7 separate regions of the Mus musculus genome follow, and regions 1, 2, 4, 5, 6 and 7 are each linked to region 3. A link is a loop called in an ENCODE intact Hi-C map of the cell type or tissue named here. Cell type or tissue: left cerebral cortex. All regions are shown on one strand. Region 1 holds the start of Ubap2l (ubiquitin-associated protein 2-like). Region 2 overlaps Adam15 (a disintegrin and metallopeptidase domain 15 (metargidin)). Region 3 holds the start of Ube2q1 (ubiquitin-conjugating enzyme E2Q family member 1). Region 4 holds the start of Gm15998 (a long non-coding RNA gene). Region 5 has its middle 11 kb from the start of Kcnn3. Region 6 has its middle 16 kb from the start of Adar. Region 7 overlaps Tpm3 (tropomyosin 3, gamma).

The links. A loop is a pair of places that touch in the nucleus more often than their neighbours do. Peaks named below come from ENCODE experiments on the same cell type or tissue, not always from the same donor. Only the 100,000 strongest peaks of a DNase experiment are listed, where the experiment ranks them.
Region 1: it touches region 3 in a loop (2.5-fold over the local background); 4 of 42 quality-filtered maps call a loop at or near these places.
Region 2: it touches region 3 in a loop (2.1-fold over the local background); 4 of 42 quality-filtered maps call a loop at or near these places.
Region 4: it touches region 3 in a loop (6-fold over the local background); 2 of 42 quality-filtered maps call a loop at or near these places.
Region 5: a loop joins it to region 3, with 3 times the contacts of the local background. A loop is called at or near these places in 22 of 42 quality-filtered maps.
Region 6: a loop joins it to region 3, with 4 times the contacts of the local background. A loop is called at or near these places in 11 of 42 quality-filtered maps.
Region 7: it touches region 3 in a loop (2.6-fold over the local background); 11 of 42 quality-filtered maps call a loop at or near these places.

The regions. Positions count from the first base shown.
Region 1 is chr3:90,051,407-90,055,406 of GRCm38, reverse strand. It overlaps Ubap2l (ubiquitin-associated protein 2-like), which reads left to right and starts at 2,892. Exons shown (of 28, transcript NM_001165984.1): 1 at 2,892-2,952. 4933434E20Rik (RIKEN cDNA 4933434E20 gene) reads right to left here and starts at 2,605. Exons shown (of 7, transcript NM_025762.3): 1 at 2,288-2,605; 2 at 1,798-1,899. The coding sequence starts at 2,353. In left cerebral cortex, CTCF peaks have their summits at 2,449, 3,213 and 3,413; DNase peaks (open chromatin) are centred at 2,766, 3,280 and 3,581; H3K4me3 peaks cover 2,607 bases; H3K27ac peaks cover 1,928 bases.
Region 2 is chr3:89,338,519-89,342,518 of GRCm38, reverse strand. It overlaps Adam15 (a disintegrin and metallopeptidase domain 15 (metargidin)), which reads left to right. Exons shown (of 23, transcript NM_001037722.3): 17 at 158-230; 18 at 444-582; 19 at 942-1,011; 20 at 1,582-1,656; 21 at 2,047-2,118; 22 at 2,340-2,464; 23 at 2,566-2,879. The coding sequence ends at 2,608. Among named protein-coding and RNA genes, the nearest start is that of Efna4, 2.5 kb to the right of the region's middle. In left cerebral cortex, CTCF peaks have their summits at 1,850 (motif pointing left) and 2,924 (motif pointing right); DNase peaks (open chromatin) are centred at 1,837 and 2,922.
Region 3 is chr3:89,771,002-89,775,001 of GRCm38, reverse strand. It overlaps Ube2q1 (ubiquitin-conjugating enzyme E2Q family member 1), which reads right to left and starts at 1,393. Exons shown (of 13, transcript NM_027315.4): 1 at 964-1,393. The coding sequence starts at 1,290. 4632404H12Rik (RIKEN cDNA 4632404H12 gene) reads left to right here and starts at 1,602. Exons shown (of 2, transcript NR_130957.1): 1 at 1,602-2,500. In left cerebral cortex, a CTCF peak has its summit at 2,267 (motif pointing right); DNase peaks (open chromatin) are centred at 481, 1,117, 1,662 and 2,230; H3K4me3 peaks cover 3,228 bases; H3K27ac peaks cover 2,008 bases.
Region 4 is chr3:89,314,092-89,318,091 of GRCm38, reverse strand. It overlaps Efna3 (ephrin A3), which reads left to right. Exons shown (of 5, transcript NM_010108.2): 2 at 1,340-1,629; 3 at 1,957-2,022; 4 at 2,207-2,284; 5 at 2,525-4,000. The coding sequence ends at 2,655. Gm15998 (a long non-coding RNA gene) reads right to left here and starts at 1,346. Exons shown (of 2, transcript XR_003954662.1): 1 at 887-1,346; 2 at 1-264. In left cerebral cortex, CTCF peaks have their summits at 1,101 (motif pointing left), 2,097 and 2,299 (motif pointing left); DNase peaks (open chromatin) are centred at 1,085, 1,461, 1,956, 2,328 and 1 more place; H3K4me3 peaks cover 693 bases; H3K27ac peaks cover 2,218 bases.
Region 5 is chr3:89,506,683-89,510,682 of GRCm38, reverse strand. No RefSeq gene overlaps it. Among named protein-coding and RNA genes, the nearest start is that of Kcnn3, 11 kb to the left of the region's middle. In left cerebral cortex, no CTCF peak of the experiment used is centred here; a DNase peak (open chromatin) is centred at 2,398.
Region 6 is chr3:89,712,937-89,716,936 of GRCm38, reverse strand. It overlaps a transcript of Adar not described here. Among named protein-coding and RNA genes, the nearest start is that of Adar, 16 kb to the left of the region's middle. In left cerebral cortex, a CTCF peak has its summit at 2,416 (motif pointing left); DNase peaks (open chromatin) are centred at 872, 1,530, 1,907 and 2,372; H3K4me3 peaks cover 2,295 bases; H3K27ac peaks cover 2,124 bases.
Region 7 is chr3:90,075,222-90,079,221 of GRCm38, reverse strand. The region is part of intron 2 of Tpm3 (tropomyosin 3, gamma); the gene reads right to left. Among named protein-coding and RNA genes, the nearest start is that of Tpm3, 4.6 kb to the right of the region's middle. In left cerebral cortex, CTCF peaks have their summits at 857 (motif pointing right) and 1,612 (motif pointing right); a DNase peak (open chromatin) is centred at 1,621; H3K4me3 peaks cover 207 bases; H3K27ac peaks cover 238 bases.

The DNA.
Region 1 (4,000 bases), 280 kb before region 3:
TGCTTATAACCTTGGCACTTCAGAACCGAAAGCAGGAGGGCCAGTGCAATGCCAGGGTTACCTACAAATCCAGCTCTAGCCAAAGATACAGGAGATCCAGTTGGAAAAACACCAGCCACCAACAAAAAGATTTCAAAGGAGATGGGGACAGGAGGCCAGGCAGTATAGTGAAATTGGCAAAACCCAAGCTTAGTGAAGACCCTGACTCTAAAATTAAGGTGGAGAGCAACTGAAGAAAATGGACTATGCCACAGTATGGCTTCCACATATGGCACACACATGCATGCATACCTACTTACACATAAGTGTACACATATACACAAAGGATTTCTGACTTAAGTATACTAGGTTTGAGATGGCTATTTGAAACTTAAGGGTCTTTGTTTTTTTTTTTCCAGACAAGTTTTCTTTGTAGAGTCCTGACTGTCCTAGAGATCACTCTGTAGATTAGGCTGGCCTCAAAATTACAGATTCTCCTGCCTTTGCCTCCTGAGTGCTGGGATTAAAGAAATATGCCCAACTTCCCAGCCTTGAAACCTGAGTTTTAATGTCAGATGGTAGTTATATATACCAACAGGTTTCTCAATAGACAAAGTTCCATTAGAAAACATTTTTCTTTTTCTTTTCTTTTTTTTTTAAAGATTTATTTATTTGTTTTATGTATGTGAGTACATACAAAATTATGAAGGTTGTGAGCCTTCATGTGGTTGTTGGGAATTAAATTTTTAGGACCTCTGCTCGCTCTGGTTGGCCCCACTTGCTCAGTCCCTGCTTGTTCTGGCCCAAAGACTCATTTATTATTATACATAAGAACACTGTAGCTGACTTTAGATGCACAAGAAGAGGGCATCGGATCTCATTATGGGTGGTTGTGAGCCACCATGTGGTTTCTGGGATTTGAACTCAGGACCTTCGAAAGAGCAGTCAATGCTCTTGCCCGCTGAGCCATCTCGCCAGCCCAGAAGACATTTTTCTTAAAGCCAAGAAAAGCAAAGCACTTAAGGAGAAAGTTTAGACACTACTAGATTATTTACTTTTACTATTCTTTTTTTGGTTTTTCATGTCAAGGTTTTTCTACATTGCCCTGGCTGTCCTGAACTAGCTCTGTAGACTTGGTTGGCCTCAGAGATCCACCTGTCTCTGCCTGAGTGCTGGGATTAAAGGTATGCTCTACCAAGCCCAGCACGATTATTTAATTTGTGGACGCAGTCTGATGTGGCACATTATCTTGGTAATCTCATTACTTGTACTGTCCTTGCAGGAGGGCTGCTTTGAGGTTCCGTGGTGAGAGTTATTGGGTTACAATTGGGTGTTCAGTATGTCTCAAAATACAAAACAAAGAACAATAACAACATTAAAAAGTTGTTAGGTAATTTCTTTCTTTGGCTTTAGGTTTGACTTGAAAAGTATAACTAGGTGATTATTGCCCCGCCCCTTGCTTTCAGCAGTGTCAAGGATTAAACCCAGTCGTCTGCATTCTAAGCAAGCACAATGGGCATCTTTAAAATTCTGCAAAGGCAACCATTCTCACAACGCTGGAACCAACTGTAAGTGTTCTCAGCATCATGCTTAAACTAAAGCAACATGAAATATTTAGTAATTTTAGTTGAAGATGAGACATTTTACAGCTGAATTGGTTTAAATCTTAAGGTACATGTTGTGGAGCAGCAGTGAGCAGGAAGTTATTGCTTAGACTGTGGAATGAAAGGAAGCATATGAATAAAAGTCTTCTTTTAAAGTCCGAGAAAAATCTCCTTGTGCCAAAGAACAGGTTTACCTTGCATTCTAGTGACCTACCTTGGGGGCATTGTGTCCTACAGGAACATGAGGTCCCCTTCTAGATTTCATTGCAAAGCGCATGATTTGTCTCTTCACAAAAATAAACAGCAGTACGAATACCTGCCCAAAGAGATTAGAGCCATTTTAGTAATAGCAATAATTTTTTAAAATGTTCACTTTCAAAATCCCTGGGTTTAGGCCTTCAGAGCTGGATGCTTTGGGGCGAAGCCGGGTCGCTAAGGACGGAGGTGGGTCAGGGGCTAGTAACGGAGAGGCATGTTAATCTGGGCTCTAGAATTTAAGAGGGAGGGTTCTTACTTAGAGCCAGGCAGCTTTGACTTAAAGATCTCAGACTGTCTACGGATACAATTCGGAAGTCCAGAAACAAAACAAGTTAAGTGGCTGAAGAACAAAGACAGAACGGCTCAGGAGCCTTCTTTTCAGGAGTCCGGCTCAGAGGGTCGGGACTCAGACAAATGCCACAAGAGGAAGAGAATGGGGATCTCACCAGGCTCCCGTACGCCATCACCAGCACGACATTCACTCCAGAAAGCCAGTTACTACTAGACGCCATCGCCTCTCTCTCCGGGAACACCTGCTAGGACAGTCCCGCCGCGCTCGCGCGTTAGCCCAGGCTCTGCCGAAGCCAGGGAACCTAGGTTCCCTGGAGCTCTCCGAACATTTCCATATGGTTTTCGATTAAAAAAAAAAAAAAAAAAAAAACCAGGCTAGAGTCCGTCAGAAAACATGGTGGATGGGGGCGCTAGTTAAGCATCGGACCTTCCCGTCCCATTTCCCCACCCCCACCCCCTCCGCCACGTGACTTATGTCCGCAAAGGTACCTGGGAGTGCGGAGACGCGGAACTACGCCAGTAAGAGGAAGCCGAGACCTTACTGGAGTCACGTGATGGAGGCGGATCCGTGCGGGGCGGGGCGGGGGCGGGGCGGGCGCGCGGAACTCAAGAGCAGTGTTTCGTGGCGGGGAGGCGCGCGCACGCTGACGTGCGCGGCCCTTTCGCGTCACGTGCTGAGGGACGCAGGAAGGCAAGTGGGAGGGGGAAGGCGCGAGAGCGAGCGCGAGAGGGAAAAGGAGGGAGGGGGTGGGGAGGAGGGAATCTTATATCACGTGACAGGGGCGGCGCGGCCCGGGGTGTCAGTGTGGAGGAGACTGAGGTAAAGTTGGGAGCGCAGCGGCGTTGGCGGCGGCGGCGGCGGCAGCGGCAACGCGGCGGGGCCGGGTATTGTCCGCGGCCCCTTTAAATCCGCGATCCCCTTTTTACCCTCCCTTCTTTTCCTCTGTCCCCTCCGTATTCCTGTCCCGCGGTAGGCCCCCCCCACGCCGTGTGTCTCCCCACTGTACACCCTCCCTTCTGGTCTTGGGAACCCGGGCGTCCAACCTCCCCACCTCGAATTGGCCGCCGGGGGTTTTGTTTATAGTTGGGTTCGCGGCCTACTGGGCCGCGCCAGAGCCGGGGCCTCGATTTGGGAGCGTGGCCGGGGCGGGGCTTGGGGCAGCCGGAGGGGGGGGGCATGTGGCTAGAGCCTGAAGGGGGAGAGCGAGAAAGAGCGCGGGCGAGCGAGGCCTGGGCCCAGCCTGAGGTAGGGTTGTTTAGGAGGGTCAGTGTCTTGTGGAGAAGGCCTCCTCCCTCCCCAGTCCTCTCTGGGCCTCTGATCCGGATCCGGCCTGGTTTTGGGGGCGGAGGGGGGGTGGCGATGGGGTGGAGCTGCCCCAAACTCCCCCATGTGGCCCTCGGTTTGGAGTGCGGAGGATTAATTTGTTCCGGGTGGGAGGTAGAGAAGCGAATGGCCCCATGGGCTCTAGATGTGGCGCGGAGGGGGGTGAGTCTCCCATCCTCCGCGCGTGGGCTTCTGTCCTCTCTGTTCATTTCCAGCCTCTTTGTCAGCTCCTCTTATTACCCTGCCTTCTTTCTTACCGACCCTGGTCGTGGAATATATTTTCGCTGCAGTCTTTGACTTCCTGTTGTCTATACTGTAGTTTTGGCTACCCAAGCAGTTATCTTATTTGGGAAGCTGGACATGGAGGCCCCCGTGGATTGTGTTGCGCCTAAGGGATGTCACTAGACTGGGCATTTGTTCATTTTTCTCATAATGGGAATGGAATTCCAAATTTCTTGAGACCCTTCACCTGGTGGACAGCCCCTAAATTGTTTTGCAAAGTGATGTCACAAACAAGAGACTGTTTTCCACGATTCTTAAAATT
Region 2 (4,000 bases), 430 kb after region 3:
CAGCCTGCTCTCTAGAACGAATTCTAGGAAAGTCAGGGATACACAGATAAATCCTGTCTTGAAAAACTAAAGCAAAATAAAACAAAAAGGAAAGCCATACACAGGGAAGTGGTCCTATCTGACAGACGCCCTCATTGCTTGCCTTTTGTCCTTCTAGGTCTGTGACAGCAGCGGGCACTGCCGCTGTGAAGAGGGCTGGGCACCTCCAGACTGCATGACCCAGCTCAAAGGTAGCTAGAGGATGGGCCCGGGGTATTGGGAAGCTCTGACCATCTCCTCTCTCCTTCGTCCCCTTCCTGACCCCTTTACTCTCTGTCCCTTGACTCTGTGACTCCTGAAGGTGTCTCTGGTTCCTCAGCACCTCACTTCCTCCCTATCCCTGCTCCTCTCTCAGGAGAGAGTTCTTAGCCAGACCCACCCTCAGTTTGGACCTCTCTCCATAGCAACCAGCTCCCTGACCACAGGCCTGCTCCTCAGCCTCCTGTTGTTATTGGTCCTCGTACTACTTGGTGCCAGCTACTGGCACCGTGCCCGCCTGCATCAGCGGCTCTGCCAGCTTAAGGGATCCAGCTGCCAATATAGGTATGAACATCCTGTCCCTGCTGCTGTTTCCTTCAGTCAGGGACAGTCCTGGAGCCCTGATTCTAAAGGCCCCAAGACATTCAGTCCTTACCCCTTGCTTCTAAGTTCCAACTCTCAGATCCTGAGTTTCCTGACTACCATTCCTACACACCTACCTGTCATCTCTGTGTATTTCCCTTAACTTCACCCCCAGATACAAGGGCCACTTCTCTCAGGACCCCAAGGCAGGGGAAAGGTAGCCTTCTTCCAGGATGCTCAAGCACACACAACTACCCTCCAAGGGCCAAAGGGTTCAATTCTCCCAGATCAGCAGGTAGGTGGCTAGTCCCATTTTTTTCTTTGGCTTTCTTCATACTCAGGGCACCCCAATCCTGTCCTCCTGAACGACCAGGACCTCCACAGCGGGCACAGCAGATGACAGGCACTAAGGTAAGCCCTGGATGCCAGAGGAAAGAGGAGTCCACATTACTTGTTAACTCGGGCCTTAGAGGTAGCACTAAGGGTTCAAGACTCAGAAAGACTTGGAGTACTCAGTCAATCCAAGGACTCAGGACCAGTAAGTAGCAGGCAGAGAAACAAGGACAGCCAGAGTGGGTGAGCCAGTCACCACCAGAAGGCTCTGCTGAGCTCTTTCAGCTGGCCCAATCAGTGGCTTTGAGAGATGGTTCTATCCATGCCCTTCACAGCGACCAGAGCCATGGGATAATGGGGCCTTGTGCAAAAGGACCTTCCGTGTGCTAAGATCTGATAAGGCCCAGGACATCATGTGTGAAAGGATGCCAAGTGCCCAGGGCCTAAGCCCTCTACCTTTAATGGCAAGAGGGTGTGTATGGAGTCAGCCTGCATGTCCCCTCCAGCACATGCCACTCCCCGCATGCAGCTCAGTGACCTCACTGCCTCTGGGGCCCTGCTGCCCTCTCTGAACACTAACCCCTTTCTGCCCACATCTGTCTGTTTCCTCTTGCCTACTCTGCCTGTCTGCTCCTCCTGCCTTCTCAGCAAGCTAGTGTGGTCAGCTTTCCAGTGCCCCCCTCCAGGCCGCTGCCACCTAACCCCGTGCCCAAGAAACTCCAGGTAAATCTGGGCTGGGCCTTGCCCTGGCTCAGGACAGGTGGGAGGTGTGGTGCCCAATCGCAGTTCTCATCCCTGCTTCCCCCCAGTGGTGTTCTTCATTAGGAGACCAGGGTGCCCCCTCAGCCTTCAAAGTCCCAGATGCAGCAAAGGGTGAGCCTCCCGCCATGGTCTCTACTACCACCTGGTGGTCTATAGTAGGACTGCAGCCATCCAGGGACTCCGTGATCGATCTGCACCTTCCTTCCCCGGGGCTCTGCGCATGCTCCCGTTTTCCTCTGGACACTCCCACCCCCACCCTCGGCTGAGTTTGCATGTCGACCCCTGGGTAGTGTCTGCACGCTCACTACCTTGGACCATGCTTTCCAAGCCACTGCTCCTCTCTTTGTTCAGGCTGCGCTGGCTGACCGATCCAATCCCCCCACTCGCCCTCTGCCCGCTGACCCTGTGGTGAGGCGCCCAAAGGTAACAGTGAGGGGGAACAGGACATTGCCTCTCCTACCTAGAGCAATGGTGGCAATGGGAGACAGGTTGCCTCCCTCTGTGCCTGACGGCATGTATCCCAGTGGCACCTTTGGTAGTGACAGGTTTGTTTGGAGACAAAAGTGACCACTAGCACGGCTCTTAGAACCCCTACATTGTGGGTGAGAAACATGACCTCTTTCCAAACTGGCCTTCTTTCTCAGTCTCAGGGGCCTACCAAACCCCCACCCCCAAGAAAGCCACTGCCTGCCAACCCACAGGGCCAGCACCCACCAGGTGACCTGCCTGGCCCAGGAGATGGAAGCTTGCCGCTGGTGGTGCCCTCCAGGTAGGTGAAGAGGGTGTTGCTGAGGTTAAGTGACTTGCTGCCAGCGAGGCATCTAGGCAGGAGTTCTGACCATTTTCCTTCTTGGCTTTTCTAAACTCCAGGCCAGCTCCACCACCCCCTGCAGCATCTTCGCTCTACCTCTGACCTCTGGAGATTTGGCTGCCTCCTTCTCAAGCTCTAAGACTCAAAGAAATGGAACCTCTGCCCCAAACACTAGAGAAGCAGGAGAACAGACAATCTGGTGTCCAGCCCTAAAGAACCACCAGGCGCTGTTAAGCAATACCTGGGGACGCACTAAAATAGCTGCAGCGGGATGCTGGGGAGGGGCCGAAGCCGGGGCTGGAGTAGGTGGCGGAAGGACATGGACACTGTCTATCTCTGCTCTGTTGTAATAAATGTGAGATCTTGGAATGTGTCTGCTCCTGGAAGCTGGGTAGTTCCTGCTGTTTGCAGGTCTGGCCACTAGGAGACGCTGCTGGGTCAAACCAGGGCCTGTAGAATAGGATCACTTCCCAGAAAGGGTCAACAAGAATGTGTCACTTAGGATGCCTCTGGCTTGCTTCTGCCCAGTCTGGGTCCGATGGCCTCTGGACTCCCAAGTTCTCCCCAGCAATGCTGCTCAGCCCCCACCACAGCTAGAGACAAATGACCTAAGTCGTCAGACCTGCATCCCCACCCTCTGACCAGTGGCTGGGAAAATGGATCTAACTGGTGTTCTCAGAGCCCTGAGCCTGGGTGGAGCAGGGCAGCGGCTGCTTGGATTCCAAGGCTTCACACCTGCCTCCTCCACTTCCCTGCCCCCACCTGAAGGTTCCAGAACAAAGGTGCTTTGTGCTTTGTACTGATTGCTACCACCTCATCATTTAGACCTCAGGACTGAGGACTCCTGGGAGAGAGGTGTGTGCGGATAAGGGGCAGGCTGTGTCCCACAATGGTCACCCAGCACGATGCTCTAGAGGAATGTCAGGGGTGTCCCCAGAGCCACTTCAGTCCTTCCCCTTGTACCATCTGCGTGTGCAAAGCAAAAGAACAATGCATGGAAGGTAATTCTGCTTCAGCCTCCAAAAGTATCTGGGGTATCAGGTGCTGGCCATCATGTGTGTGTGTGTGTGTGTGTGTGTGTGTGTGTGTGTGCGCGCGCGCGCGCGCGCACGGCACCTATGTACACACTTTCCTACCCCCAAATAGGAACTTGCTGTGTGCTGACTAGAATGCTGGATTCTTCTATGGGTGTACTTCATGTGCCATCCAGCTCTGACCTCCCAGACTTCAATGAGGCTTTCTACCTTGAACCAATGAAGACACAAAGGACAAGATCTAAACATAAACCGAACCGGCCCTCTTAGGTGGTGCTGCATGAACCCCGTGGCTGTAATCCCAGCACTGGAGAGGATAGAGCAGGAGGATCATTGCCAGTCTGAGGCCAGCCTGGCTTATAATAGAAGTTCCAAGCCAGCCAGACTTTAGTGTTAAGACCCTGTTTTAAACAAAATAAAGTACAACATAGGATTTGAAAGAAGACAGCCTTGGTAAAGT
Region 3 (4,000 bases):
AAAATTCACGTCTGTCTTCCCCCCAGGCAACTCCCGTTTCCAGTGTGGATAAAGGTGCTCCAGGAGGGACAAGACCATTACAGTGGGCGTTATCCAACAACGTGAGCACTGTATCGCGCAGTACCAGCTGTTATAAAATTGCACCCAACAATTTCCTCAAGGGACACTAGGGAATAAAATAAGGCAGGACGCATGGAAGATGCCTCCTGACCAAGGATAGGTAGGATGGAACGATGCCTACTGGGGAGCGATGGCACTGCTGCCGCTCAAAACACACATTGCTGTCACCACCAGAAAAGGTGACAGTCACCTAGGATAAGCAGATGTGACCCCAGGAGTGGGGAGGAAGTGGCAAAGCTGCTACGAGCCAAGGCAAAAAGAGGAATTAAAGGTTAGTTACACCAGAGTTAGTAAGAGGAGATCCAACGTGGGGTCAATGAACGGCACTATTCTTTAGTGAAATTCAGGGAGCAAAGAGGGGTTGTACGAGGGATGCCTAGGCAGGGAGCCTACAGGTGGGTACATATAAGTGGAAAGAACTACTGAGAAGGGTCATTATGGAACCGGGCTGAGTTCCAGGCTACGTCCTTCCAGCACAGGCCTGGAATCTTATTAGAGTTGGGGTGGGGAGAAGAATGGGTCATTTCTAGGTGACATGGTAAAGTTGTGGAGGAGTAAGCAGAAGGAGCCAAAATCATAAAACCTGAGGTGTGGGTGGATTCATAGGAGGAGGTGGTTGAGGGGCCACATGTCCCGATGTCCCTTGCTCTCAGGGGTCAACAGTAGAGACTGTGACTGCACCACAGAACCTCAAGCTGAAGAAACAAGTGTAGCCTGGAGAGAAGGAGCCAAGCACCAAGAGGGGGGCTCTGGCCTCCGGGTCCTTCGAGAGCAGGAGGTTGTATGGTGTGATTTCGATCACCAGACAAGGGACCCCCAGCGTGGCGCAAGCGAGGTCCTCACCGTGATGTTGCAGTGGATGCGGACGGGGTCCCCCGGCACCGATCCCCGGGAGGGGAGATGGGGTCCGGGCGCAGCCCCGGCCCCGGCCCCTCCGGCTCCGGCCAGCAGGAACTCGCAGCTCAGCTCGTCCAGGCAGGCGCTGGCAATGCGGAAGCGCTCGTGGCCGCGGTGGAAGATGGACTCGAGCAGCTTCAGCTCCCGCCTCAGGCAGGGCCCTGGCCCCGGGCCCCCTCCCGGGCCGCCCCCGGCCCCCGGCGCCGCCCCCTGGACCCCCAGTTGCTGCCCCGGCCCCGGCTGCTGCTGCCCCTGCGGCTGCGGCTGCTGCATCCTCCGCTCCGCTCCGCTCCGGGGCCGGCGGGCCGGGAGCCTCCGGCCTCCGCTCCGGGCTCCGCCGCCGCCGCGGTCCGCACTTCCTGATCCCCCCTTCGCCAAGATGGCGCCGCCGCCACCTCCGGGACAGGCCCCCTCCGCTCGCCGGCCCACCCCCCCCACGGCCGCCGGAAGCCGCGCGCCCCTCCCCCTCCGCGGCGGCCCCGCCTCCGGCCTCACGTGACCTCTGAGCTCCGGCCCCCGGCACGTGATCCGCGCGTCTTTCCCGCCCCCCGGCCCGCGCCTGTCACCCTCCACATGTGACCCTAGGCCCTCGCCTCGCTGCTCGAAGCGCTTCCGTGCGTGTACGTGCGTCGTGCGTGACCGTGCACCGGGGGGCCTTTGCCAGCGCTTCCCTGTCACATGGCCGGCGTCTCTTGTCACGTGGCCGGTGCCTGTGTTCCCAGGGGCTCCCCGCGCGGGACTCTGGCTTCCTGCTTGCGTCCCGCGGCCCCCGCGTGCGGCGCATGGCCGTGTCTGTCCTGTATTCCCATGGGGGTCGTCGGGCCGGGTCACCGGCCTCCGCGTCTGCGGCGGGAAGGCGCCTTTCGCTACGGTCGGAGAAACGGACTTGGATCTCCCTGCGGTTCCTCTATGGTGTGTGACCTTGGGTTATCTACGCTCCTGGGGAGCCTCAGTTTCTCCATCACAACAATGGCACTGTACAAGACGGGGAGGCCTCTTTAGCCTGTTCCCAAAGGCTCTGTGCAGGGATACTGAAGTATCGAGTATGGTCGCTGGTCAGCTACGTCTGAGGGGACAGATGGTGCGGCTTCCTCCACAGAATCACAGGGCTTCGTTATGTGTGAGTGCAGAGTACTAAGCTAGGGGTTGCATAGACGACACCCACGCCTACCTGCTATTCTTCTTCCCACCTCGTCGCACTGATCCTGAACGGGGCTTGAAGTTTGCGGCAGTACCTCGTCGTTCCCACTAGGTGGCACTATCACAAAGGACAACGGAGGGTCCTGAAACCCAGAGCTGCAAACTGGCAGGTGCCAGGATGTTGTAAGGCCTGATGGGTTTGGGACCAATTCATCATGTGAGCCGTTGGCCCGTCTACCGTCACCACCTCTATGTTTTTTGGAAGCTGACTGTACCTTGGTGCTGGGCTACTGATTCACTCAGTGATGTTAGCAGAAAGCTTTACTAGGCCAAGTTTAACTCCGTATGTTTTAAGAAATTCGTGTTCTTTGAGCCTGGGGGGATGAGTGTGGGTGTGTGGGTGGGGCTGGTTTTTCTAATGACCAGAGCAGCCTGAACATTTAGCTGCATACCATCTTTGTGCCTATGTCCACAAGCTGGAAGCATAAAATACTAGGGTAAGCCAGTCCTAGCAGAACAGGGTTGTAGTCGCAACTATCTAGGAGAGTCAGAAGGCCAAGGCCTACCTGGATAACTTAGTAAACTCCTTTCTCGGCCAAATAACTAATAAATAAGGGCTGAGGGTGTGGTAGAATGCTTGCTTAGCTAGTAGAAGCTCCAAATTTGACACCCTCCCCCATCATCACACACAAAAAGAGTAATTGTAAAAAGTCTAATTTATCAAGCATTCCCCAAGCCAGGAATACTAAGCAAATATTTCTAACCCTTAACACCATTGCAAGGTGAGTGCTTTAACCTGTATTTTACAGATAAAGGTCAGGATGTATAGATACTGAGCAGAACTTCTAAGTCTGTCTCCACGTCCTTTACCCTGTTCTGTCTGCTTGCCTGCTTCCTTTATTGTTATTGTCAGGGTCTTGCTATATAGTCCAGGCTGGCCTGAATCTTATTCTCTTGTCTTAGCTTCCCAGTGCTTAACTTATAGGCACACATGCACCACCTTGCTCAACTCCCCTATTCTACTAGCCCCACACACTTCCTTTTAGAACTTTTCACAGATCACATGACCTTTAGCCCTTACCCAAGGAACTGGAACTTTAGGTCTTCCATGTCCCCAACCCCATATACAAGTTTTAAATGTATACATTTACTTATTGTCCTGAAGATTGAGCCCAGGGCCTCATCCATGCTATGCTTTGTCATTGAGAAACCCAGAAGTCAAGGTCAGTGGGGCATGGTGCCTTCTATTGCTACTTCACTCAGCATCTCAGCTCTTTTGGTTGCTGCTAAGCTTCATGTAAAATCATACCTAAGATAATTGGGCATGAGTGTGGTTGCCATCTGAACTGGAAATGAAGTAGATATATTTATTTAGTGAATGCAGAGGCAAGTGATTAAAAACAACCTACCCTCATGGAATTCATATTAAGGAAAATAGAAATTATAAAACCAGAATCTACAAAACAAACTGCCTTGTTAAATGTGGGAAATGGACAAATATTTACTGAGCACCTACTGTGTATGATACACTGAAGAAACAGCATTAAATGAAACAGATTCAGTCCTTATTTTCTCAACCTGACAGGAAATCAGACACTTGGGCCAGTCAGATGCCACACAAGCCTAGTGTCTTGAGTTTAATAATGTTAGGTACCCAAAAAAGTAGAAGAGCATAGACTCCACAAAGCTGTCCTCTGATTTTCACACACCATGCCATGGCCTTTGCCCCTCCTAACAATAAATACAAACTAAGCAAAGCAGACATTTAATGCACAGAGACACACTCAGGCACTGACTTTTAGCTGTAGTAAGTGCCTCAGAGGGGAAGACTAGCCATCTGGAA
Region 4 (4,000 bases), 460 kb after region 3:
ATGGATTGACATTTTACCCTGTGGCCCATGCTTCCCTGTGCCCACAACAGTCCCATAGCACTACCAACATGTGTGCATACTTGCCTTAAAGAAGTTAAAGACGACTTCTACCCGATCTTCCACACGTGTGGATTGAGCTGCCTCTGACTCCCTACACCGTTCAGTGCCACCACAAAGGATGTCCACAGCAACACTTAGATGGGACTGTCAGGCAGGCGAGACTTCCAGGGCATCCAGATCTGCTTCTCTGTCGCAGAGACTCATCTGGAATGTGGCAGACACAGTCATCTTGTCTAGGCGCTGTGCTATTGTTACTCTGCCTATCCTGGGGGTTGGGGGGGGGGGGCAGTGGCATCTAGGTGGAGAAAGATGTGGAATGAAGCAGAAGTCCTAGCAAGATGACAGGTCAAACCCGAGCTCTTCAGCTCCCTGGTCTGTGTCAGGTTATTGGGGACCTAATGGTTTATGGCCTCAGGATGGAGGGAAATAGGACTCAGAAGCACAAAGATAGAGGTCTTGTCATGTAGGAGATACAGGGCAAACCCCTGAGATTGTTGGGACCAGCTAAAACTGGCATAGGCGCAGCACACATGCAATCTAGCTCTTCTGAGTGTCTGCCGCTTGTGAGTGGGTGGTGGACATTTTTGTGTTGGTGCCATAGAGCTTGTGCATGCATGTGCGTGAAGCTGCCATACATGTGTGTATGAGGGCAAGTCCTGTCGGACTGACCTGGGGTGGACCTGCAGCAGCAAAAGGCATTCTGGGAGAAGAGAGAAGGGAAGAGAGAGAGAGAGAGAGAGAGAGAGAGAGAGAGAGAGAGAGAGAGAGAGAGACAGCGCGAGAGAGCTTGGGTTCCAAGGAAGGGATCTCTCTACTTTCACCCTACCCTTCCATTCATTCCTTCAGTCCCTCCTCTGGCCTGCTGAATTATGGGGAATGGTCTAAGGAAATCCGGGCCTAGGTCTGGGAGTCGTTGGGGCCTGTGCGTTTCTGTGGCAACCAGAGCTAGGTTCCTTCTTTTCTCCGCCCCTCTCCCTTTCCTCTCCTTCCTTAGGAGGTAGGCCAGGCTTCCTTGTGCTTTTGCTACCCTCTGGTGGCCACCAGGGGAAAGACAGGCCCAAAAGGAGAGGACACAAGGGACTGGCACACTAGACCACAGGCACAGAAATGGGCTGAGAAAAGATTGTAGAAAAAGCCAAGAGAGTGAGGGACTGAAGTGTTATGATCAAAATATATATATAGTGTTCTAATGAAGGTCCGTGGGGTGTTGACAGGGTGTTGACATGGAAAGCCTTGGAGCATTGGAGTTTCTTCTCTGACCCACTTCATTTGTCCACAGCCTGCGGCGAGAGGGCTACACCGTGCAGGTGAACGTGAACGACTATCTGGATATTTACTGTCCGCACTACAACAGCTCAGGGCCTGGCGGCGGGGCGGAGCAGTACGTGCTGTACATGGTGAACCTGAGCGGCTACCGCACCTGCAACGCCAGCCAAGGCTCCAAGCGCTGGGAATGCAACCGGCAGCACGCCTCGCACAGCCCCATCAAGTTCTCCGAGAAGTTCCAGCGTTACAGCGCCTTCTCGCTGGGCTATGAATTCCATGCCGGCCAAGAATACTACTACATCTGTGAGTGCCGGGTCCTGGGTCTTCTGAATGACAGGGTGGGGTCCCAGGGATCCCCGGCCAGCCGTTGTAGTGGTCACCAGGGATAGGCTTCAGGGTTTCAGCTCTGAGAAGTTGCAAGGCTGTGGGGATGGGGTGACAGTCCCAAATTTGGGTCGCAGAGCATTTCTGTTGGGATGGGCTAGCCACGAAGTCATGGTGACCAATGTCCAAAGAAAGATTGGAGCAGAGACTTGGGGACACAGCCGGATGCGGGCAATTTGGAGGGGGATGGGAGTCTATGTTAAAGCCGCAAGGGCACCAAGTGAGTGAAAGAAATCTCCTCCCCAGCCACGCCCACTCACAACCTGCACTGGAAGTGTCTGAGGATGAAGGTGTTCGTCTGCTGCGCCTCCAGTGAGTAGCGTCGGTTTCCAACCACGTCCGCATCCTTGCCTCCCTGCTTTGGGGCTCCCTTGGCTTCCTGGGGATGGGGGCGGAGGGCACAGGCGACCGGGATGGCTCCCCAGCTGTAGCAGGGGGAGGGGGTCCTGGCCCTGACTTTCCCCTCCTCTCTCCCCACCCGCACCCCACCCCGCAGCATCGCACTCCGGGGAGAAGCCGGTCCCCACTCTCCCCCAGTTCACCATGGGCCCCAATGTGAAGATCAACGTGTTGGGTGAGTCTGCGCAGCGCCCTCTTGTGGCCACTGCTGGAATCGCAGCCCCCTTCCCAGTGCATGCTTCCCACCCACCCCCTCCCGCATGCCTTCCCATGGGACACGAGCCCTTCCGGCCCCTCCCCCGTGGGTGGTCACATCTCTGGCTCCACTGCTGCTGCTGCTGCCGCCGCCGCCGCGTGCCCCCCGCCCCAGCGCACAGCACAGCCCTTACCAGTTTGCCTATTTATCTTTCCACAGAAGACTTTGAGGGAGAGAATCCCCAGGTGCCCAAGCTTGAGAAGAGCATCAGTGGGACCAGCCCCAAGCGGGAACACCTGCCTCTGGCCGTGGGCATCGCCTTCTTCCTCATGACGCTCTTGGCCTCCTAGCTCTGCCCCTTCCTATGACAGAGAGAGGTGGGAAGGGCTGAGAAGGAGCAGGGAGCTTGCTGTGGGGCCTACATCCTTCTTCCCATGGTTGGGAGCGGGGTCTGCACTGTACATCTCTCTGGGCCTGCCCTCTTTGCCCACACACTCTCTAGGACAGGCACCGTAGTGGATCAGGCACAGGGACAGCCACAGGTCCCAGGTGGCCTGTGGCTTTGGTAATGTTTGGTACCAAACCTGGGGGCTATAAAGGCAGTGCTCAGGACTCCCTGGCCCCTGGTACCTTTCCCTGACCCTTGGTGCCCTCCCTCTTTGTCCCCCAAGAGGCAAATATGCCCCAGAGAGAACAAACGAAGCATGGGAGGTGCCCCCTGTCCTCTCCTCTGGGGCAGAACATGGGGAGGGGACTAGGTGGGTGAGGGGTGGAGCCTCAGGCTGCCCCTCCCCCTGTTTACAGCAATAAGCATGTCCTCTCCCTCCACTCCCACATAGAGGACTGTGGTTTGGATTGAATCCAAGTTTACAAATAGACACCCCTGGGGGGGAGCAGGCAGTGGACAGGGGTGGGCATCGGGGTGCCAGACAGGCATGTACAGACTCTATATCTCTATATATAATGTACAGACAGACAGAGTCCCTTCCCCTTCTTAACCTTGACCTTTCTCGACTTCCCCTTCCAGACTCAGACCCCTTCCCCTACCAGGTTAGGCCCCCCTTGGGACCCCCCTGGCCCCTCTTTTGTCTTCTGTGAAGACAGGACCTATGCAACGCACAGACACTTTTGGAGACCGTAACAACAATGCCCCCTCCCTTCCAGCCCTGAGCCGGGAACCAACTCCCAGGACCTTGCCCTGCCCACCCTAAGTGGTCCCCACCCATCCTGGGCCTTTTTCAAGTGCTTTGGCTGTGACTTTCATACTCTGCTCTTAGTCTAAAAAAAATAAACTGGAGATAAAAATACCTGAGTGTGTGTGGTTTCAAGGGGCCACGTCCCTCTGTTTCACTGGCTGAACCAATCCTGTGGGGCTCAAGGCCCGGGTGAGCAGGCATTCTAGGTTAGAGGCCACAGAGTGGAGAGAGGGACAGAGCTTCAAGTTGAGCCCGGGTGACTTTGGGCAGGTTCCTTAACCTTTCTAGGCTCCGGCTTCCCACAGGGAAAGTGGTGTGAGTACCCGCTTCCCAGGCCCTGTGTACCCGAGTTAAGGCTCAGGCTGGTGCGCTCTATGCTGTAGTCAGAAGCTTTTGGCTGGGTCCAGGGATTTCAGGGGATTTGTGATCCTAGATAGGAAAAAAAAAGTTACATGGTTATTTTCACTCACCTGTGACAAGTTTAACATTCCCTTTCTGT
Region 5 (4,000 bases), 260 kb after region 3:
CAGAGCCTGTATAGGTGACTCAGCACAGGCATAAGGAGGACGAGGCCAGTTATGCCCGGTTACCACCTCTCCCCCATCACTTCTTGGAAGACAAGACTGTGAATAGATAGAGACGGGAGAAGGAACAAGATGTGTGTGCACGTACATGTATGTGTGCGGGTGCATATATGTGTGTATGACTAAAGCTGTGTGTAAAGAGGCTGGAGACGACACAGGGGAAGGGACCTAAGACGTTTCTAACGGAACCACTTGCCAGGAGCTCTCTGTATGAAGTTGCCCCCATTTATAGTGACACTGGCATGCAGAGCTGGGGACCTGCCCCGACCCAACACTGAGTCCAGACTCGGGCCCACCCCTGTCTTCACTCCTTCCCATCTGGTACTACAAAATCACACGTCGGAGGGGGGATAGGTAAGGCTGTGTGTTTCAGAAAGAACGAGTGCCAAGTAAAAGCCATTATTCCAGCTGGGGAGGTTTTTTCCTATCATTAGGAAACCTTGCCTTCTCTGATTGTTTCCGAAACGGTGTTCCCAGGGCCATTTTGATGACAAATTGCTGCTCCCACAATCCTGTGGCCCCATTCTGGGAACTCCTGGGCAGCCTGCGGAGTGCTAATCCTCTTTTCTCAGAGCAGAGTTTTCTTCCTTCCTCAAGTGATTAAGCCCGGCAGCCCCCACAAACTGGCAAATGTGAGCCCCCTGGGGCAAGAAAAGCCAGTGGCTTGTTGCATCTTGCCTTTTCCATCTGAGCCAAGGGGGCCGGAGAAAGGGCAAGGAAAGAAAGCAGGGCAAATCCTGGCCAGCAGCTCCCAGTATCCACCATCAGTTGTCTAGTGTAGCCACCTCCAGCAATGGAAGCCTTGACTGTGGTGGGGGTGGGGATGGGGCGGCTTCGGCATCTCCTGACAAGGGTCAGACAGGTCATCAACTTCCCCATGCCTGTGGAGAGGTTCAGGCTGCCTGGCACTCCATCCTCAGCTGAGCAAAACTACTGTTGGAGGAGCAGCCAACAAGAGACCCTGAGTTTGGGCTTAGGAAGTTGATTTGGGTACTGCTAGCAGTAGAAACAAAGGAAGAGTAAATATCTGTTAGTCTGGCCAGTCAGTCGCAACAAGAGACCCTGAGTTTGGGCTTGGGAAGTTGATTTCGCAACAGAAGAGACTGGCTCCCTAGAAGTAATGAATGTGACATGGCTAAGGACCTAGGAAGGTTTGGGGGGCTGTTTGGGTTTTGTTTTGGTTGGTTGGTTGGTTGGTTGGTTAGTTGGTTTTCAAAATATTTATTTCATACGAGTGTTCTGTCTTCAGACACACCAGAAGAGGGCATCGGATCTCATTACAGATGGTTGTGAGCCACCATGTGGTTGCTGGGAATTGAACTCAGGTCCTCTGGAAGAGCAGTCAGTGCTCTTAACCTCTGAGCCATCTCTCCAGCCCCAGGTCTGGGTGATCTCCTCACTTTTCCTCTCACACCCCTTCGGGTAGAATCCAGAGCCTTGTGCACACTGGGCAAGCATCCTCCCACTGAGCTACGTTCTCCGCCCCTTGTCACTTTCCTCACTAAGTTGTCCAGACTAGTCTCAAACTCAAGATCCTTCTACCTCAATAACTCCTCAGTAATTATGACTTCTCTGTCCCTCTTCCTGAAGGTATGCATTTCACTAACTCAAAAGGCAACTTAAGTCAAGACTTCAAAAGCTCCTCCAGCAAGCACACTCATCTTTGGCTAGGTTCCAGTGTGAGAGAGGGTAGGGAAAGGGGTGGTACCTGTTTCCAAGGAATGGGAGCTCTATGCAAGGGACTCAGAACATCGATGGAGTTGGCTGTACCCACCTGAAGAGAATGAGCTCCTGTCCACCTGAGGGTCCTTAAACCTTCCCACCCCACCTCACCACCCTAGCGCCATGGCTCTCAGTCTGTGGGTCTCCCCCCGTTTGAAGTTCAAAGGCCCTTTCACAGGGGTGGCATATCAGATGCCCTGCATATCAGATACTTACATTACAGTTCAGAACAGCAGAATTACACTTATGAAGTAACAGTAAAGTAATTCTAAGATCGGGGGTCATCACAACACCAGGAACTGTATTAAAAGGTTGCAGCAATAGGAAAGTTGAGAATCACTGCCCTAGAGAGCTTAGAGAAGTCTCAGCCACACTAGCCCAACTCAGAGCACAGCCATGAAGCTCCTGCCCCTCCCTGCTTCTCCTCTGTCACCTCACCCTGGGCCATTTTAAAGCAAGTCAGTAGCTTTGCCAAGAAACACACAGGGAAATAGGAGAGGAGAAACGTGAGTCTGTGTGGCAGTTTGTCAGCTGCACCACAGAAAAACCGACACTGGGGGAGGCGATGGACGCCAATGACTCAAAGCAGGTTCGGGGATTATCTGCTGTTTTCAATTATCCACGCCCCTCATCACCATAGAGAATCGGGAATCGGGTGTATCTTCCTCCCCCTCAGTGCTGTTGCTGGCATTAGAGATGTGATTTGTACTTTGAACAACTGTGGGTAAAGGACTCAGAATGGTCTCTGTGTAAAATTTCCCCAGCGCTGAAATGTCATTAAATAGCTCCCTGCACCTGGCACCTCTTGGTCCCTTTAAAAATAGCAGAAGATAAACACATCTAAGGAGAAGAGAACTGGCAATTTCTGAGCATTTGTGTGTGTACTCAGTACTTGCTCTGAGCGAAGGAAGCATCAACTCAGAGAAGAGCGCTGCTCTCTCATGATCTGTCCCAGAGTGGGACCACAGACCTGGCGCTCCAACACAGAGACCATCTGACTCCAAGGTTACCTCCTCACCTCATCTCAGTGAACTTCAGCCTACCTTACAAATCATGGTGGGGGAGGCTCCCTGTATCTGCTCAGATGATGCTAATTACCAGGAAAACAAAAAACAACAACAACAAAAAACCAACATCTCAAGTACGTACCATTATTTCCTCCCCTGGGAACTAAAAGTCACATTAATTGGTAGCACATGTGACCAGAACATAGTTCTTTGGGAGTTTGTGCTCCTCCATCCCCTGCATGCCAACCACAACATATGCAGACATCCCATCAGGGTTTGGAAATAGCCAGGGAGGCTGACCCTATGGATCTCTACTTAATCACAGGGACACTGCCTTAGAAGCCCCTGGACTTTCTCCCCCCTCCCCCTCCCCATAAAACAGGTCACATACTCAGACCTAAACCTTTCATTGCCAAAGGGTGAGGGTGCATCCGCTGTTCGAGGGACTGACTTCAATGGCTGATGTTGCCCTAGGAATTGGGATCTAGAACACGACAGTTATCACTGGCTCCTGGAAAGGCAGGTGCTAGGTCACTAGGGACCCCAGGCTGTGAGTTCTTCCCCTAGAGCAGCTGCCCGCAGTCTGGACCCAGAAGACATGCGCCAGCTCAATGCCCTTGCAGCTTAGACAGGAAGGAGTGAGGCCAGCGGCTGCACCCAAATGACAACCCGCTGGTCCTGTGCAAAAATGTGGGGGACAGACTCAGCTGACTTCATTAGAGAGATGTGGGAAAGAAATCTCCTTAAAGATTTGTTCTATCACATACCAGGGAAACACAGCCTTCTGTGGAACTTATGAGCAAATGATATGAACATCCAGGTCTTCAATATCCTGAGGAAGCTTGATGATTATCTACTTAGATAATGGGGCTTCAGCCCAGGTAGACGTGTAAGAGCAGGGGGAAGGAGAAGGAGCCCTCTGAGTTCCTGGATACAAATCCAGGCTCTAAAAAGCCACAGGGAAGGACAACAGCCTGTTCAACAATGCCCTGAGCTGAAGGGACCCTGAGGATGTGACCCCCAGGTGGGCAGGAAAGTAAGATGGGAAGCCGGGAAGCCGGGGGAGGTGAGACAGACTGACAGACGGGAGTGAGACCGAAGCAATGGGAGAAAGGAAAGGACAGGAAGGAGGGAGGTGATGGACAGCTGTGGGAAGCAGGTCAGAAAGAAGAAACCAGAGTAGCGGGAAGGCAACAGGGAACAGAAGGTGCCCA
Region 6 (4,000 bases), 58 kb after region 3:
TCAAGAGATCACTGCAAAAGCCCCAAAGCTCAGATTTTGCTGTTTGCGAACTTCCAAACTCTAATCAGTTTGTCACAGATAATAGTGCGAACCTTGGTCTAAAAGGGAGTTTCAAATCTTTAAGTCTATGAATCAGTACGAGGCTGTGTGACACTGCCTGAAGTATAAAAATAGCAGCTTAAGGGGAAGCATTGGTCTCCTGCTGTCAAGAGTAATAGTGCCTCGGGGGTTTTTTCTTCTTCTTTCTACAAGCAATCATTAGATACCTACTGTCTGCCCAGGATTCCAGGGCTGCATAGCATCCCCAAGCCCAGGCACCCCCCCCCCCACTCCCATCAAAAAGGCTAAATCTTGACTCATAGCTGAACGATATTGAATAAGATGTAAAATAAGAGATGACAAATAATTTCAACAACTAGATGCTATTCTCACAGGAACTGATGCCCTATTCCCCACTGCCCATACCTGCACGTTGCCAGGACCCTAGTCACTGAGAAAGATTAAGACCCAAACCACATACATAGCCTGATGGTTTGGCTTCAAGCTCTAGCTCTGAGACAGCATTAGGACCCTGGCCAAGACTTACCTTGTGCCATCTGTAAAATGGGACCAGTACTTACAGCACTAGGATTTTGGCAGGGTTAAACAAATTAGTGTATGTGAAGTCCCCGACACAGTATCAGGAGCAAACGTTCAAAACAGAGAAGGTAAATTTGTAAATAAATTGAAATCTTAATCTCATTTCAGCTCTAGAATTTTATGCAGTCTACAGCAGGATAACAGCAGCAGAATAGCAGATACCCAAAATAGCACAAATCTCTCCCGCCTCTGAAGCTACACCACCGATGAGAAGCAGCAGCAGTATTACAAATGCCTGCGTGCCAGCCCCTAGTCATAGCTAGCCACTTTAAATTCTTACAGCCCGTCAAGGGAGGCATAATTATCTTCATTTTGTAGATAAGCGCAAGAAGACAGGAGAGCAATGTCACACTGCTGAGAAACAGCGGACCTGTTTCTACCGTTTATGCCCGCCTCAGTGTCCTTCTCTGCCTCCCATACAAGCATTCAACTGTAAATAACATGGATGTTTTTCAGGACCTTTAAAACGATGGGAACAAGACCTCTTTCCTAGAGAAATTAAATTGGCATCGTCATTCAGCTGTCCACAATTTGACGTTCCTGCATTCTCCGTCCCTAATGACCTGCTCTAACAACCTGTCCCCCCTCCCCTGCAGCCAGCGTCGTCGGAGGCCTCAGTGTGCCAGTGTGCCGGTGTCCTCCTGCAGCCGTTTAGACACAGCCCCCTCGGCTGATTGCACTCTTGCCCTCTCCCACTACGCGTTCGAAAGCCCACCGCCGAGTTTCCCGGGACTCGGATACCGACGCAGAACGCCTTACCCTCTGGCAGGGCCCAAGAACCGAGCCAAACAGACCAAGGGAAGGCAGGTGACGCAACAAGGCCTCCTGATTCAGGGCCAGCCCGAGGCTGAGCGCCGTGCCCGCGACCCCGCGTGGGAACTCACGGCCCGCACCTCCATGGCTCCGTGCCAGCCACGTCAGGACGCAGGGCTGGCTCCTGGGGCCAGGCTCCGGCGCCGCGCATCCGCGGGGAAGGGCATTCTCGGCTGCAGGGCCGCGGGTACCCAGCGGCTCCCGCCCGCACCAGCGCCCGAGCATCCGCGCAGCCCCGCCGCGCCCGCCGCCTCCACCACCGCTCCCCATGTCTCCTTTTCCAGCGCTGCAGGCTGCGGAGGCGGCGGCCCGTGCGGGACCAGGGTCCTCTTACCCGCGCGCGATTCCTCGGACGCTGCCCACTCGTGAGCCCAAGGCTGCGCCCTTCCCGGCTAGTCCCAACGCGTAGTCTTCCACCTTCAGTCAGGAATCAATGGTTAGGGCGCAGATTGGTGACATCACTGGCGCGCCGGCGTGGGAGGGAGGCCCATGTGATGCATCCCTCTTTTGTTTGAGCCCCTGGAAAATGAGGGTTTTGTGGCTCCTTCTCTCTCAGTCTTTCTACCATCTGAGGAGGACATTTTTGTGTGCGTGGTGGGAACTAGATACTTGGTGTCAGGATACTGCAGTTTTTCTCAGGGCCTTGATTCTACTCCCCAGGTCTCCATAATGTGGTTTGGTAGGAAGACCAGAGAGAATATGTATAGATACACCCTTCTTTTTCAAGTGGACCGGAAGGCCACAGAACTGGTTGTCAGTGTTCTGTAGCCAGTAGACTTCTAAAAAGCTGCTTTAATTAAATTGGTGCAGGAAAAAGCAACAGAATGGGGTCTGGATTGATGGCTCAGAGACTAAGAGCACTGGCTGGTCTTCCTGAAGTCTCACTGTTGATTCTCAGCATCTAGGTGTTTGCCCAAAACCATCTGTAACGCCGGTTACAGAGAATCCTATGAGCCCTCTTCTGGCCCCCACTGGCATTGCACACGTGTGATCTGCAAACATACTGCATGCAAAACACCCATACTCATCAAATAAACCAACACATCCACAACGTGACACCCACCAGAAGGACTAAAATATTTCCAATGAGCTGTTCATCACTTTGTAAGTGGTCCCAATCTTCTACTGTTGCCTTCATCTCAGTAGTTAACTCCCATCATGAATTTGCATTTACACAGCTACTACATTGCTTTCATTTCTCTTCACATGTTATTAGTAAGCAACACGTTTTTATTAATTGTGCATATATTTCCTGGGACTTTTATTTTCAGAAACTTGTTAAGTGTCATCTCTTATGATGCAACTTGAGTAAGTTGCATATTGCAAATTTCACTGCTAGAGAATAATTCATTATGCATGTTAATTTATGTATCCCTTCTCTAACTATTTAAACAAAATTTCAGTCTTCTATTTCCAAGTGTGATTACGATCACTATCTTCTGGTGCCACTGTATAAAATTTTCTTGGGTATTTTTATCTAGATGCAAGACTGATGGGTCTTTGGTATTTCAATGGTCTATTTTGTAGCATAGCATTGATTTTTTTTTTAAAATAGAAAGTGTTTATACCATATTGTGTAGCAACTTTCTCCTCTTGTAAAGACTCAGGGAGTAAAACCAGTGTGGTGAGGTGCATCTTTAATCTCAGCACTTGGAAGGCAGAGGCAAGCAGATCTCTGAGTTCAATACTATCCCAGTCTACAGAGTGAGTTCCAGGAAAGCCAGGACTACACAGAGAAACCCTGTATCAAAGAAAAAAAAAAAAAAAGGACTCAGGTAAGGCTCAGGAAGCTCCTGAAACTTACAAGATTCATAAAGCCCTCCCTGCAGTAACATAGGCAGTAACAGATTGCTTAGGAGGGAGAAGATAGCAACTGGCTGCTTTGACTTACTGCCTGTCCTAGATGAGCTTTTGAGTGATTTGTTACTCCTATAAATGAGTTTACCCCAGTAAACTCATTGGTTTGTCAAGTTGGACTTTGGTGGAGTCATTACTTTAGTCTGTCATTCATCCCCTATCTGGAGTGAGTAGACGTTTGTTTAAGTCTCCACAGAAACCGTCTTAGAACACATACCAGCTGCTACTTGTGCCTTCTCTAATAGCTCAGACCTTAACTTTTATTAGTGAAATAGTAAGGTGGTGGAGAACATCTCCTGTTTCCAACCAGGTTCTTTTCACACCCTCCTCAAAGAATGCAGTGGACAGATAGGAGGTACTTTAGTGTTGATTTGTAGAACAAAACAGCTTTAAAACATTGCCACGTGGGACTTGACCAGTAAAATGAACAGGTTTGGTCTCTCAGACCAGTGGGGTTCTAGTAGAGAACCATTATAGCCCAAGAAAGCTATCAGAGGCCTTTGAGGTCTCAAACAAGAGCTTGTGCCTTGCAGAACAAGTGTTCAGATCACCAATAGGAGCCCGAGAACAGCACGCAAAGCTCATGTCTCAAGCAGCAGTAGAGGCAAACTCCCGTTTGGAGCTGAAGTGCGGAGTGTTGAAGTCTGAGGCAGGAATGAGTGAGGCTGGCTTGAGCAAGCACCCTGCTCGA
Region 7 (4,000 bases), 300 kb before region 3:
GTTCTGAGACAAGCCTAGACAGAAGACTCTAGCCTTCACCTTGCAAGGAGTCCCAGTGAGGTCCTTTGAAAATCTATTAGGAGGAGCTGTGGATATTGCTCAGTTTGTAAAGCACTAGCCAAGCACATTCGAAGCCCTGGGCTGAATCTCCAGGAGCACTTAAACTAGCCTAGTGGCACGTATCCATAAGTACCATTCGGTACTTAGTGGGTGAGACAGAAAGAGCAGAAATTCAAGGTCATCTTTGGCTACAGGGTGAATTTAAGGCTAGTCTGAGCTACATAAAACGCTGTCTCAAAACAACCCCCAAAACTGTTGAGACAGTTCTCTCCCATCTGGAAGTCAATAAAGGAACTACCAGATGGAAGAGATGGGCAAGTTGGCATTCTGTTAGGATCAGCTCGGGACTTAGGTGTTTTGTTTGAATATCAAGCTTCTCTCCTGTAGCTTTTGAGAGACTCCATACAAATGAGCAGTTAACATGTCACCCTCTTTGACCCCTGGAATGATTTAGGACTTGGTAATTTAATATCTGTGTGCAATCCCTCTTGTAGACAAGATATTTACACCTCTAACATATCCTTGGTGCAACAGCAAAACGATTGTGGAATCTCACCTCTAAATTGTAGTAACTTTCATTAGTTTTACTTTGGCTTTCAGGTACTCCAAAGAATGAGTTAAAAACTACTTCTACAGGACCTACCATTCAGGATTTCTGGAAGCACAACTATAAAGAGGTTTATTTTGTTTTCCCTTTGCTTCTCTAGGTCTTTTGTTTTGTTTTTTAAGATTCATTCATTTATTTATTTTACGTATGAGTGCTCTATCTACATGTGCACCTGCATGCCAGAAGAGGGCATCAGATTACATTATAAATGGTTGTGAGCTACCCTATCTTCGCTGGGAATTGAACCCAGAGCCTCTGGAAAAGCAGCCAGTGCTCTTGACCACTGCGCCATCTCTCTGGCTCCTGCTTCCCGAGTTTTTGTTTGCTTGGCTTTATTTTTGTGTTTTGCGATTGTATCTCAGGTGGTCCTGACTGGCCTCCAACTCACTTTTGTAATTTTGGGTGGTCTTAACCTCTGGGTCCTTCTGTATCAGCTTCCTGAGAACTGAAATTTCAAGTGTGAACTATCACATCTTTATTTCTCTGGATTTCTACTGCCTTCTCAGTAACTAACAATGACAAATCCCTCCTTTGATAAACCTCTTCCCTTCCCTTGAGAAATAGGATATAGAGAGGATTTAGAACTAAGAATATTAACTCGGGGCTGAGGATTTAGCTCTGTGGAGTCTCTGGGTTCAGAAAACACTTATATCTGGTTCTAGGTCTCAGGCTGTTCCTTTCTTTTGGGGAAAAAAAAAAGATTGCTGAACAATGAGACTATTCACAAAAAAAAAAAAAAACTTGAACAAACAATAATTTTCTCAGCAGCGTATCCTGTACACATTGATTACTCCCCACTTCCCCAGGAACTAAGACAGAAGACAAGGTTCTGGCATGCAGGAAAATTGTTTTGATGGCCTAAGTATTTCTCAAGCTTGTTTTGAGTTAAGTTTCATCAGAGGAGCTGCTGGTGAAAATTTTTATCATCTGAGTTCTGACCAGCAGGTGGCACTGTTGTACCTCCCTGAAACCTTAGACCTGCTCAAGGCCAATCAAAGTTGAGACAACACCAAATTGCATTCCAGAGGCCGGTTCCTTTGTACAGATAATCTCCTTGTGATCTAGGGAAGCAGATGAGTTGACTCCCGGTAGCTTTCAGAGGCATGATGGATTGGCAGCCAGAAGACCAACCAGGGCTATTGTTTTCCTAGTGACAAACAATGCAGCATACCAACAGGTGTCTGTGACCATCCCTGTCTCCTATTTCCTCATCCTTCCCAACACTTGTTCCTAAAAAAAGGGTGTTGTGACTCTTGTGTCCAGAGTCCCACCCCTTGCATTCCTCTTTCTCCTATTTGTCCCTAAACAGCTTCTAATTTCATCTTGGCTTAAGAGCATCTTATGGCTGGGATGGTGACCTGCCGCACAAACCTGAGGAACTGAATTGAGTTCCCCAGCATGCACAGAAGAGCCAGCTGTGGCTCTGCGCATCTGCAATCCCAGCACTGGGGGAGGGGCAGGGGAACAGAAACAGGCAGATCCCAGGGCTTGCTGGCCAGCTGGCCTCAGTGAGAGACCCTGGCTCCAAAAACAAGACGGACAGATATACAGGAAGGCATCCAATGCCTATCTCTGCCTCCAGACCCTCACAGGCAAGCACACACATATAAACAATACACACACACAAGGATCTTACACATGGTTACACAAAATATAAATACGTTCTTACTGTCAGCAGAGTGTAGCATAAACATGGTTAAAATTGCATATTTTGGGGCTGGAGAGATGGCTCAGTGTTTAAGAGCACTGACTGCCCTTCCAGAGGTCCTGAGTTCAATTCCCAGCAACCACATAGTGGCTCACAGCCATCTGTAATGGAGATCTGAAGCCCTCTTCTGAAGTATACTCACATACAAGAAATAAATAAGTCTGAAAAACAAAACAAAACAAAAACCTGTGTATTTTGTGTATGTATATTTTGCTACAACTTAAAACTATAACAGTAGCTAATAAACTCTGGGAAGAAAAAACAGGATTGGGCTGACCTTGCCACACCAGTGCCCTCTCTTTGTTCAAGCAGCCCTAAAAAAATCCCACACATTCAGGAAGGCTTCTCAGATAACCAAACTACTAGTGTAGACACGTAGCAGTTGGCTCCCTCATTCCTGTTTACTTATTTATTAATCTCAAGGTCGGAGGCTAAGCTGTTAGCCCTTTTTGTATTAGACAGAGCACCCTCTCCACAATGATGCACACATTCCGATCTTCGTTCTCTAAGTAAACCTCAGCGCTCTTCCCTGGTCCATGCTCTTCTCAGCTCCTACAGACACCCTCCTTGCTTTCTTGTTCTCTTCAAAGCAAAGGTCAGCAAAGTTTTAGTAAAGGGCCAGATGGAATGTCTGGCTTACAGGTCATGTGGACTCTATAGCAGTTATTTTATTGCACAGGAAAAAAAAAAAAACACTAGACATGTGTTCTCATAATACTTTACTTCCAAAACCAGTCTGTGGCAGGCTTAGCCCACAGGTGGTACTTGGAGAAAAGATGCCTTTCTTCCTGCTTCTGTTTCAACAAATTTCCCCCTCTTTTTTGTTTATTTGTTGTAGTTTTGTTTTGTTTGAAACAGATTCTCTCTCTATAGCCATAGCTGTTCTGGAACTCACCATGTAGACTAGGCTGTCCTCAAACAAAGATCTGCCTGCCTCTGCTGCCCTGCCCAGTCAATTTCTTGTTCTTGTATGGATCAATGAGAGGTACTTACTGAGTATGTGAGAAGGTAACAAAGGAGACAGGAGTAAGTTGAGGATTTAAAATAAGACAAAATTTTACATATTTAAATTTTTTTAGCCAGGTAGTGCTGGAACAGAGAGGGAGCAGCTTGTACCGGACAAGACTTTTAGACACTGAGGCTGCCTTTAGTGCTTGTCACCAGATTTGCATCACTAATCTCTGGTATTGTATATTCTAACACTCACTACACTGAGACTTTGAAAGAGGACAGCCTGGGCTAAAGAATGGCTCGGCGGGTAAGAGCACTGACTGCTCTAACAGAGGTCCTGAGTTCAAATCCCAGTAACCACATGGTGGCTCACAATCACCCATAATGAGATATTATACCCTCTTCTATCTGAAAACAGCTACAGTGTACTTATATCTAAATATTAGTAATAATAAATAGTTATATATAGTAAATTAATCTTGTTTTGTTTTGTTTTGGTTTTGGTTTTTTTTTTGTTTTTTGTTTTGTTTGTTTGTTTGTTTGTTTGTTTTCAAGACAGGGTTTCTCTGTATAGCCCTGGCTGTCCTGGAGCTCACTTTGTAGACCAGGCTGGCCTCGAACTCAGAAATCTGCCTGCCTCTGCCTCCCAAGTGCTGGGATTAAAGGTGTGCGCC